2 separate regions of the Homo sapiens genome follow, and region 1 is linked to region 2. A link is an interaction called in ENCODE POLR2A ChIA-PET data of the cell type or tissue named here. Cell type or tissue: PC-9. All regions are shown on one strand. Each heading gives the region's core, and the rest is flanking DNA. Links, peaks and the distances in the headings are about the cores only.

Region 1 (5,379 bases), core at 322-5,321, 82 kb after region 2:
AGACCTGAAGCCTGTTTCCTTGACAACCAGTCTCCCTCTTTCCCCATATTTTTTATTGCTGTGGTTATAAGGTGTATTTAAACCCAGCAGCCATGTTCCCATGGTGATAGAAGACCCCCAGTAAGTTGCCATGGGAACAAGAGATGTCTTTGAAAGAGGATAAAAGTAAGTCAGCTTTGCAAGCGATGACAGCAAAGTTAGAATCTAGAGAGGCTGGAGAATATGGCTCAAGCAGGTATCAGGTCATGGTTAATAGCCCAGCCTATTCTACCTGTGACCAGCCTCAGGTCATGGGGGGCAGAGAGGTGACACCAAGCTTCCTGCTCTGTTCACAAGAAGACTATGAGCAAAGCAATATGACTGCTGGAATTTAAAAACAAGTTCTCTCCAGTTGCTCTTATTTGCTATTTAATCCTTTGTCTCTCTTCTTCTGAAAGGTTTTTAGAGATAGAGGAACTAGGTGGGGCAGCTGAACTGAAAGACCAGGATGATGAAGGCATTTGTTCTTTTTAGCTGTTTCATAACAGGAAAGAAGTCACTTCTGAGTTCTGAGATCTGATGCCCTTACAAACAACAAGCATTATTTCCATTTTGTTTTTCCCTCAACATTTTGTTATTAGTATTTCCAAACATACAGCAAAGTGAGAAGAATTGGCAGTTAACATCATATACCTATCATTTAGTTTCTACTATCAACATATTACTACATTTGCTCTGTCATCTGTCTACCCATCTATCCACTGATTTTTCCCTTAACTAAGAACTAGTTAGTGAATAAACTAGCATTCATACCAGAATAGTTTCTTGCCAAAGCATGTTTCCTTTCCATTATACTGCACTTAGGGTGACCAACCATCCCAGTTTGCCTAGGACTAAGAGGATTCCCAGGAATCCTGAGACTTTTGGTTTTAACACTGGTACAGCCCAAGAAGTTGTTTACCCCAATCCCTGCACAGTATGCTTTGGGAAATTTAGGGTTTGATTAAGGAGTAAGGGGCCCTGAGCAAGCAAGCACACAACTACCTATATAAACAACTGTAAGTAGAAAGAGAGACAGAGCCAAGTGTTGGAAAGGATATAGAGCTAGTGGAACACTCATAGACTGTCAGTAGGAGTGTCAATTGTTGTAGTCACTTTAGAACATGATTTGGAAGGATCTACCAAAGCTAGACACACACATAGCCTATGACTCAGTGATGCCACTCTAGGTGTACCCAAGAGAAATGAGAATATATGTTCACTAAAACAACAACAACTAAAAATCTAAAAGAATGTTCAAGGCAGCTTTATTCTTATTAGCCCAAACTAGAAACAACCCAAATGTTCATCAACAGAATAAATAAATTCTGTAAATGCATATAATGGAGTACTACATGATATTAAAGATAAAAAACTTTCTGACACGCACAACAGCATGGATGAACCTTAAAGACATAATGTTGAATGAACAAAAGCCAGACACAAGAATTTATACTATATGAGTCCATTCATATGAAACTGCAGAAAAAAAAATCTCACTACCATGATAGAAGTGAGTGATGGGCTTGGGCCTGGGGAGTGGGGTAGAATGGACTGAGAAACGGACAAGAGGAAGCCCTCCCAGGAGGCTTGATGTGTTGTTCAACTTGACCTGGGTTGAACTTGAGCTCTGTAGCTCTCTACTGTGCTTGGGAAGGTAGGTGCCCCCCAGCCCCATCAACCCTCCCTCTGACAGGGTAGCTGGCTGACTGAGTGTCCCATTTGCCTCAAGAAAGAGCAGATGACTCAGAATAAACAGGACTGGTCTTGTTCAGGTACACTCCTTTTTGTGTGTCCTAGGTAGGATTTTCTGTGTCCTAGGTAGGGGATTATCAGACGTCTTCCTATAGAAGCACTCATTGAGGCTGTATATGTGAGATTAGTGTACAGTTTCCTCTGTGCAGGTTATGTCTGAATTTAAAAGTTTTCAAAAAGACAGACATTAGAACTCCAAAAACTAAAACAAGAGTAAAAAGGATATAGACAGAGTAGCAAATACTAAAGCTGACAGAGAAAGAGAAAACTGCAGTGTGATTGCCAGTAAACCCAGAAGGGGCTGAAAAACACTAAAGCGTGCTACCTAATTACTCTTTCACTCCAGAAATGTGATCCATGGAGTCTGTCAGGACCAGAGATTTCACATCTCACTACAAAGACCCAGAGCAAGTTGCCTGCAATGGAAAGATACTTTAAGAGAAGAAAAGTCATTTTCTGTCCTTAAACAGGAAGGAACAAAAGATTATCTCTCCTGTCTGAACTGAGGGGTTATTTGAGAAAAACACTCAGGAATTACCCATGGGTAGGCTTTTAGGAAATTAAAATCTGCAAATAAGCTGGGCACAGTGGCTCACACCTATAATCCCAGTGCTTTGGGAGGCCAAGGCGGGAGGATCATTTAAGGCCAGGAGTACAAGACCAGCCTGGGCAACATAGCAAGACCCCCATCCCTACAAAAAAAAAAAAAAAATTTTAATTGTCCAGGTGTGGTGGCATGTACCTGTAGTCCCAGCTACTTCAGAGGCTGAGATGGAAGGATCGTTTGAGCCCAGGAGTTCAAAGCTACAGTGAACTATGATCATACCACTGCACTCTAGCTTGGACAACAGAAAGAGCCCTTGTCTTTTTTAAAAATAAAAAAAATCTGGATACAAAGAAAAGGTTGTTTCTGTGTTTCCCACCTCTGAAGAAGGAATCTACTCTGGGAAATTTCCACTCCCTACAATAGGAGTAGTATCTGCTGGGGACAGGTGCGTGCACGGTCTGAGTCACCTCCAACTCTGCACATGTCTGGAGCCAGCACTGTGGGGGTGGGAGGACAGGAACCACATCTGTGTCTTCCGGGTATACCTGCCAAGCTTTCAACCAGTTTCGAGGTGCCCTCAAAGTCAGGGCCAGCCGTTTGGAAGCCTGGGCCATTGCACTGACCTTCCCTCCCCAGGTATTCTACTCCTCGGCAATGAGAGAACATATCAACTCATCCTGCTCTGGGGAGGTCCCAGGTCCCTCAGCAACCACCCCCTACAAATAAAGCCTTTCCTCTCCCGCAGAGAGCCAGGGAAGACAGGGTAGGACTTCTCACCCTCCTGGCCCCTCCATCCCAGATACCTTGGCTGCATCATTTCATTTTTCATTTTGTCTGGATTAATTTTGCATTGCTGCATGATTCACACTTCCTGTCTGGCTTCCAAAGCACATAACTAGAGGATCCCTCTGGAGAGGAATGCCGATTAATACCTTTAACATGCCTGCTTCTGATGGGGAGAGCAGTAAAAATACATATTTTCATATTACATCTATATTCATCTATATATTTTTAACATGTCATTGTGCCACTTTGTACAGAATTGTCATTTTAAGTGGTGATTTGGCCTCACTCCAGGGATTGATGCATCAGGGTCAGGTGGCCTCTGAGGCAGCTGTAATTTTTATGCTGAGCTCCCATCATAGGAGGAGTTAGCCTGGGGAGATTCACCACATTGCAGAGTGCTGAAGTGAGTGGTTCTCAACAGAAAGGGCACAGCTTTTAAAGAGAAGAAAAGTCTTGTCTTTTTCTCTGTTTTCTCAGAGAAGAAAGAATAAACCCTTGCCTGGACTGAGGGATTATTGCAGATGAGACTCAAAAAACATTTATATAACACCCCCAGCCAAAAGTCCCCAGGACACTGTTAATAGGAGTCAAAAGGCCAATGGAAATGTAGCCCTGGAGCATTTGTGCACCTGGAGGTCATTCAGGATTGAGGCCAAGGGTGTTTGTGCGCCCCTGGGGCCTGCAGGTGTGGTAACCCATACCCAGGTATCTACCAGCCAGCCCTTCCACCCCTAGGAAGAAAGGCTCCATGAAGTCAAAGTGAGAGAGGGAGAGTCCTCCAAGATCAGGAACTTCTCTTTGGGGCCAAATGAACTCCACCCAGAAGTGATGAAGAAAGGTAGGTAATGGATTGCTCAGACCACAGAACACCTGGCCTTCAAACCATGGGCTAAAGAAATCAGAATTGCGCTTTAAATTCTTCTGTAAAGGGGCATTTGCAGAACCACTGTCCTCTCCTCTGTATGAACATTGGGACCAGGATCCAGTTCCAGCTTTTCCAGGCTCCCGTCTCCCTCCCTCCTCCCTCCTTGCAGGCGCGTCCCCTCCCCTCCCCTCCCCCCTCCCACCCCCAACCCTGTGCTGCTGGACAACTGTTCCTTGCCCTGAGATCCTCTCCTATGGTAGAGCTTCCCTTCCTCCAAGTGCCTATTTAGAACCAGAAACAGAAATGGAGAAAAAAAAATCTTATTAAATATGTGTATTTCTGTTATTCCTTTTGGTGGGATAATCCCTAACAAACCGCAGCTGCAGAAGACTAACTGAGCAAATGATGGGAGGATATAAATATCTAGAATTACTGTATCTCAAATTCCGTTTTCCTGCTGCAGCCCCAAAGAGCCAGATTTAATTTTTAAAAGAGACTTCAGAGAGGAAGCCTAGGCTCCTAGCAAGGCTTTAGATACTTAATAAATGAAATAAGGCCCCTGTCGACAGAATTGAATGCGTATGTGTGCATCGGTGCACACTCGTGTCTGTGTGTGTCCACGTGCATGCATGTGTGTGTATTGGCAGGCAGGAAGAAGGTGGCTGCAGAGCCTGTGAAGATGAGCGTCAACCACCAAAAATTCTGATTTCCACACCCCTGATATAGGACACTTGTTTACATGAGAAGGTGAGAAGGGAAATTAAACAATGATTTTCAAATCCCTTAAGAGCTATTATGCAGCAAATATCATCCAGCTGTTCTCCACCTCCTGCCCCAGTTTCCCATCTGCTGCCTGTTTTAAGTGGCGCTTATGGGACAAGACCACTCACCACCTTTTGGTTGGCAAACTCCCGGGTATTTTGGCATGTGAGTTCTGTACAGACTGTCCCCTTGGAGATGGAGTTGGCAAGACATGGCCATTCCAAGTGGACTGGAATCCAAGTCTATACCATCTGGGTGGTAGGCTCTGCTCAGCGGGTACATGGACCTAAGCCAATATGAGCAGTGCATTGATACTCTCGGGGCACAGTGCCATGCTGCTGGTGCCAGATACCAGAATCACTCCCTGGATCCCCTGAGAGCAGTTAAGAAAAAATCAAGACTGGTGATTTGGAAGACCTCCCAGTAGGCATCTGGCCTCTAGACATGGAAACCAAATCAAATCTTGGGCTAGAAGAATATGGTACGCACATATGCATTTCATTCATCCATGCAACAGTTATTTACAGACCCCTGTTGGGGGCAGAGTTTCTATCCCAGCTTTCCAGCTTGGGCTTTATTGTTGCCTATGTTAGTTTGTTCTGCAGTCCACCCTAACACAGGGTAACTTAGCCTTAAAGGAAATGAG
Region 2 (5,379 bases), core at 249-5,248:
AGTCCCAGACCACTAAGACAGAATTAGCTGATGAGCAGGTCTAGAAGACAGAACTCCCAGGGAATATATTTTATTGCTGTTTTTGGTCTTTCTCGACCTTCAATGACACAATCCTATATTTTGAAGTCCAGGATAATTGGAAATAAAATGAAATCTCCTCTGTTCAGAGTTCATAGCACCTCTGAGCAGTGGCTGCCGATGGAATTGCACTGTATATTTAATACTCTGCATTAACAGGAAAGGTATAAAGTCCCCTGCAAATCTCTGCTCTTTTGCTGCCCTATCTGGGGCAAGACATGCCAGCAATTTAACAAGCACAGGGGTGTAAATCATGCAGTGAAATCTCTCACCATGGGAGGACAAAGAATCCCTAAGAGAATGAATAAAAGCCACCCAGCACTAGGCATTTTGGGAGTCAGCGTTCGTGTCTAAATGTTAAACATTTACATTTTACAGCAAAGTGACATTTGTAAAGGAGTCCTATTGCTCATTTGCAGCCGTTCCTCGCTGCTGGCCAGGGGCTTGGGGCTGGGGCCGGGTGATGAATCAAAGACGCCCTTTGTGTCATGTCACTAAGCAACTCCCTCCTCTTCTGTCGCTCGCAGAGTCTGGGCTGGGCACACAGCCTGTGTCATCCACATGGTGGATTTACAGGTCTTGATTAATGCCAGCAAAAGTTTCTTGAGGAAAAGGCAGCTGGGTTTGGGCTCTGGCCATGTCTCAACTTTGTGCTAGGAGTAAAACATGGAGCAAGTGGAGACTAGCACAAGTGGACAAGGCCAGCCCCAGCCCTTTGTTACTGGCTCCCAAACTGTCTAGAATGAAGCTTCAGTCTAAAGAAGGCAAATCTATAGCACACATGCTGACATGACTCTCTCTGCCACCCAGAACAGACATCTCACTAATAGATCATAGCATACTCTTCCCTACTGAGCCAGATAGCTCTTAGAATTGTGCCTCAGGCACATTCTAGGCACTCATTGCCAACTGGCCAGTTGGTACATAAGATGAACCTGTCACCTCTGTTTTTGGTCTATGTGTCAAAGTCTGTTTCCTGACTCTAGTTTCAGAGGATTGGAGGTTTCAGGAATTCTCCATACACAGCTATCTCTGATAATAGCTAACAGTGGTAGTAACAGTTAACACATGTGCTTCTCATGGGCCAATCACTTTACACGGATTAAAATATTTAATCCTCACAAAAATATGATATCTATATCACCTAAAAGTAATAATATCTGTCATTTATTGAATACCTACTGTGTATTGGGTAGTACATTTGATTCTTTAATCTCCACATGGTCGTGTTTCATAGTGAACTGAAAGCTCAAAGAGATTAAGCAAATTACCCACAGCTCCACAGCCAATCAAAAGGAAGAGCTGAGATCTGAACCCCAAAAGGTCTAATTCCAAAGCCATCATTCTTAAAAAGATATTAGACCTTGACCAAGGTCTAGTAAGCGGTTTGCACATCAGCAAACCGTTTTGACACTCTCATTTAATTTTCTTCTTTACTGCCCAAGGGGGAAGGGGGAAATTTTTTTTTTCTGCCAGAAACTGGCCCTAGACTTTCTCTAACTTCCTGCAGCTTTCCTGCTAACATTCCTTTACCCTCCCTGTCCTTAGGACTCCTTCCAAATAGGTGAGCCAGTAAGCTTTTCCACAGGAAGAGAGGGGAAGAGAGGATTAATGCTACAGACTGGATAGCATTGAATTGAAGGAATCCATTTTCTTATTCTGCTAGCAAGCAGGACTCCCTGCATCTCCACAGCTGACATGAAGACTGGAGAAGGTGCCGACTTCCCAAGCTTGGTGCCAGGGAAGAGCTGCCATGGCTGCTCATTTCAACAGGGAAAAATGAGCCACGATAGCCTTTTCTCTGTCCCTTCATGCTGAAAACTTGAGCTGGACTGAGATTCTCTTTGTTCCTCTCAGCTCTGAGAGGCCGAGGCGGGCGGATCACGGGGTCAGATCAAGACCATCCTAGCTAACACAGTGAAACCCCATCTCTACTAAAAATACAAAAAAATGGCCAGGTGTGGTAGCATGCACCTGTAATCCCAGTTACGTGGGAGGCTGAGGCAGGAGAATCGCCTGGACCCGGGAGGCAGTGGTTGCAGTGAGCCAAGATCAGGCGACAGTACTCCAGCCTGGGTGACAGAGCGAGACTCCATCTCAAAAAAAAAAAAAAAGGTCTCAGCTCCCAGTCTTTACACCTGATGTTTGCTCTACCAAGAGCTCTTATCTGCTAGCTGTGATCTGTTCCTCCTCCACTGGCTCCATGGCCTCCTCACTCTGCCATCTCTGTCTAGCCAGCTCCCACTCACCATTCATGTGTCCCACTTCCTTGGCAAAGCTGAACTAGGTGCCTCCTCTATGTTTTCCTTAGCACCCAGCACTTCCTCTATCCCAGCAACACTCCACTCTAGTGTACTTGCCTGGTCTGCTTTCTGCATTGGGCCATGAGCTTAGTTAGGACAGGCATGTGTCTCACTTGTGTCCCCAACACCAAGTACTGTCTCTGGGTCTGAACTCAAAAAACAACTGATGAATAAATGGATGATTTAATTGAATGGATGGGCGAAGGCACTGTCAGGAAGCTAACTGCATTGGCATGTACAGGGAGATTTTCCCCACCTCACTTCTATTGTGCCCAGTGAACTGTGATGGGCAGACGTCCCCCAATCTGGTAGAAATGTGAGAGCAACAAGCACAAACCACAGGGAGTTCAGTGGTCATATCTAAGGGTGATGAAAAAGCAGGCCCAGAAAGATTGCTCTATTCACATGCCATCCATCTAATGACTTAGGGTACAAATGAAAGTAAATACAAGTGATTACATCTTAGTTTCATTGCTTAGTGTGGCTAAAATCCATATCTGATGTTAAAAGAAAAGTTCAAAATTTGGCCTTGGCATACAAATGTGTATTGATTTCTCAAAAATAGATATGTATTCACCTATACAGGAGTATTGGCACTAAATAAGAATCATTTCCAGAATCTAAGAACCAGATTATTAAATCTCACTCCCTTGCCATAAATTGAATGAGATTTGTCAGTTCACATTAGGTGAAGGAATAAAGGGACTTGGTTGATTCACATAACTGGGAAGAACAGGGCGGAGTGGACCCAGAGACTCAAATGATGTCATCAGCATTCCTGCCCTCTTGAGGTTCAGCTTTGCGCTACACTATGACTTCCTCCTCTTTCCCCAAGGTCTGTATGCTCGTAGACAGCTCCAGGCTTTCATCATGCCAGTGTGGGAACCCTGGAAGAAAGAGAGAGGCCTTATGTGTTTACAATTCCAGGGAAGGATACCAATTGGTGCTGCTTGGCTTTCATGCCCCTACCCTTGACTCAAGCCCTGTGGTCAGAGTAATGGATACTATTCCCAGCCTAGTGATCAGAGGAGACCAAGGTACTGAGACTCATCAAAACTACCTGGAAAAAAGGGGGATATGGGGGAGGGAAGAGAGAGAGAGGGAGCAAGTCAGTTTGCTAATAGAGGAAGGGGATAAAGGATAAGGAGAATAAAAAGAAACCCCAAACCAAAAAAACAGATGTCCTCTGTAGCACTCCATGAGGGGTTAGCTTACAAATGTGCACAGACAAAAGTGTCCCCCAAATGTCCCCAAGATTGAAATGTGATCAGAGGAAGATAAACAGAAATATGTAAAGCTGTTGATGTGGTAGAGCCCAGGAAATGCCGAGTCAGAGAATCTGACTGTTCCAGGGTGTGGCTGCTGTGATCTGAGGCTGCAAGCTGGTTGGCAACATACCTTGTCCTGTTGCTAAAGCCCCCTCCTGTATGGTGCAGCAGTAACCATTTCCCAGGTTCATCCCAGTCAACATGGTTGGTGTGGCCCTGATCACCCAGAGTGAATTCACAGACTGGAGTTTGAGTTTGCAGAGCTGAAGCCCAGATCAAGGGCTGGGCCTGTATTGAGCCCTGAGGAGCAAGAGCTCTGTGAGACTGGCCAGGTGTTTGAAATTGCCCTCTCTGGCAGCTGAATGGCAGTGACTTCCCTGGCTCTTCCTTGCTATTCTTACAACTTCATCCCTTGGGAGCTAGCAAGGCGCACCCCCACCCCTGTGCCACTGCAACTGTGGGTGCCTGTGCTGGTTATTTACCTACTGCCTCCCAGCTATGAGCTCACCCTTCCAGGTGCTGCTCTGCAATGCTGGGGCCTGAATAATTCACTCTCAGTTTCCCTTGCCAGCTGGCCTCCTGCTATATCCTGCCCATGGGAGGCACTAGGGTGTGAGCAGAAGGCGGTAGGAGGAGAGAAGGTGTTTCCTCTTGTCTGCACTTCTGGTCAACTTTTCTCCAGCAGAAGAAGACAGCTGTAGCCTCAGTGGCCAGCCTCATTGGGTCCCCCTAGGTATAGTGTCTCAGATACCAGCCCCAGCCGGCTACGGATAGGCTCCTTTGGTGACTAAGCATCAACCGTCTTCCACCTCTCAGAGGTCCAAGGTCCAGCCATGAGCCACTCCTGCCCCGCATGCCCAAGAACCAGTCACAGGGGTGGGGGGCAGGGGGCTCTCCTCCATGTTCCTCATCTCTGACGATCATCCCACCTCTTCCTACTACACACATGCCTAGGAGTGGTAACTGCTTCCTGAGGATAGTGATGTCTAGATTGCCTCGGTGTCCTTCTTTTGCTCTTTAACCCTTTAAATATTTGCAAACAACTCCTACATTAAATCTCTTATATTTAAAACACCTAGAGTGATTTTTCTCTTTTCTTGCCTGGACCCTAATTGATACAATCCCCTGCCATGAACCCACCTACTCCCCAATTCAGTATTTCCCATCTTGTCCCAGAGACATATTTTTAAATCCTTCAGGTTTCACCCTTACATTTTACTATGGAAATTTCCTGCTTTGTCATACAGCTCTGTCACTCAAGGCCTTGGATCCTCAGGTTGTAAGTTCAGAGACTCTCAGGCCATCAGGTGAATAAATAAATGAAAGAATAAATGGACAGTTGAACTGAATGGATGGGTGAAGGCACTGTCAGGAAGCTAACTGCATTGGCATGTACAGGGAGATTCTCCCCACCTCACTTCTGTTGTGCCCAGTGAACTGTGATTGGCAGATGTCCCCCAAGCTGGCAGAAATGTGAGAGCAACCAGCACAAACCACAGGGAGCTCAGTGGTCATATCTAAGGGTGGTGAGAAAGCAGGCCCAGAAAGATTGCTCTATTCACGTGCCATCCATCTAACAACTTTGGGTGTAAACAAAAGCAAACACAAGCGATTACATCTTCATTTCATTGCTTAATGTGGCCAAAATCTGGTCCCAGGCTATATAATAAGGAATTGCCTTTGGACAAGCAAGTTGAAGCCAAAAATGCATGCATGGATTCAGGTTATAA

The links. Peaks named below come from ENCODE experiments on the same cell type or tissue, not always from the same donor. Only the 100,000 strongest peaks of a DNase experiment are listed, where the experiment ranks them.
Region 1: POLR2A ChIA-PET joins it to region 2 with 7 read pairs; 3 of 35 experiments call an interaction of 5 or more read pairs at or near these places.

The regions. Positions count from the first base shown.
Region 1 is chr11:112,611,209-112,616,587 of GRCh38, reverse strand. No RefSeq gene overlaps it. Among named protein-coding and RNA genes, the nearest start is that of LINC02764, 58 kb to the right of the region's middle. In PC-9, for the core only: no CTCF peak of the experiment used is centred there; DNase peaks (open chromatin) are centred at 2,757, 3,177 and 3,837; H3K27ac peaks cover 2,933 bases.
Region 2 is chr11:112,692,802-112,698,180 of GRCh38, reverse strand. No RefSeq gene overlaps it. Among named protein-coding and RNA genes, the nearest start is that of LINC02764, 140 kb to the right of the region's middle. In PC-9, for the core only: no CTCF peak of the experiment used is centred there; no DNase peak of the experiment used is centred there.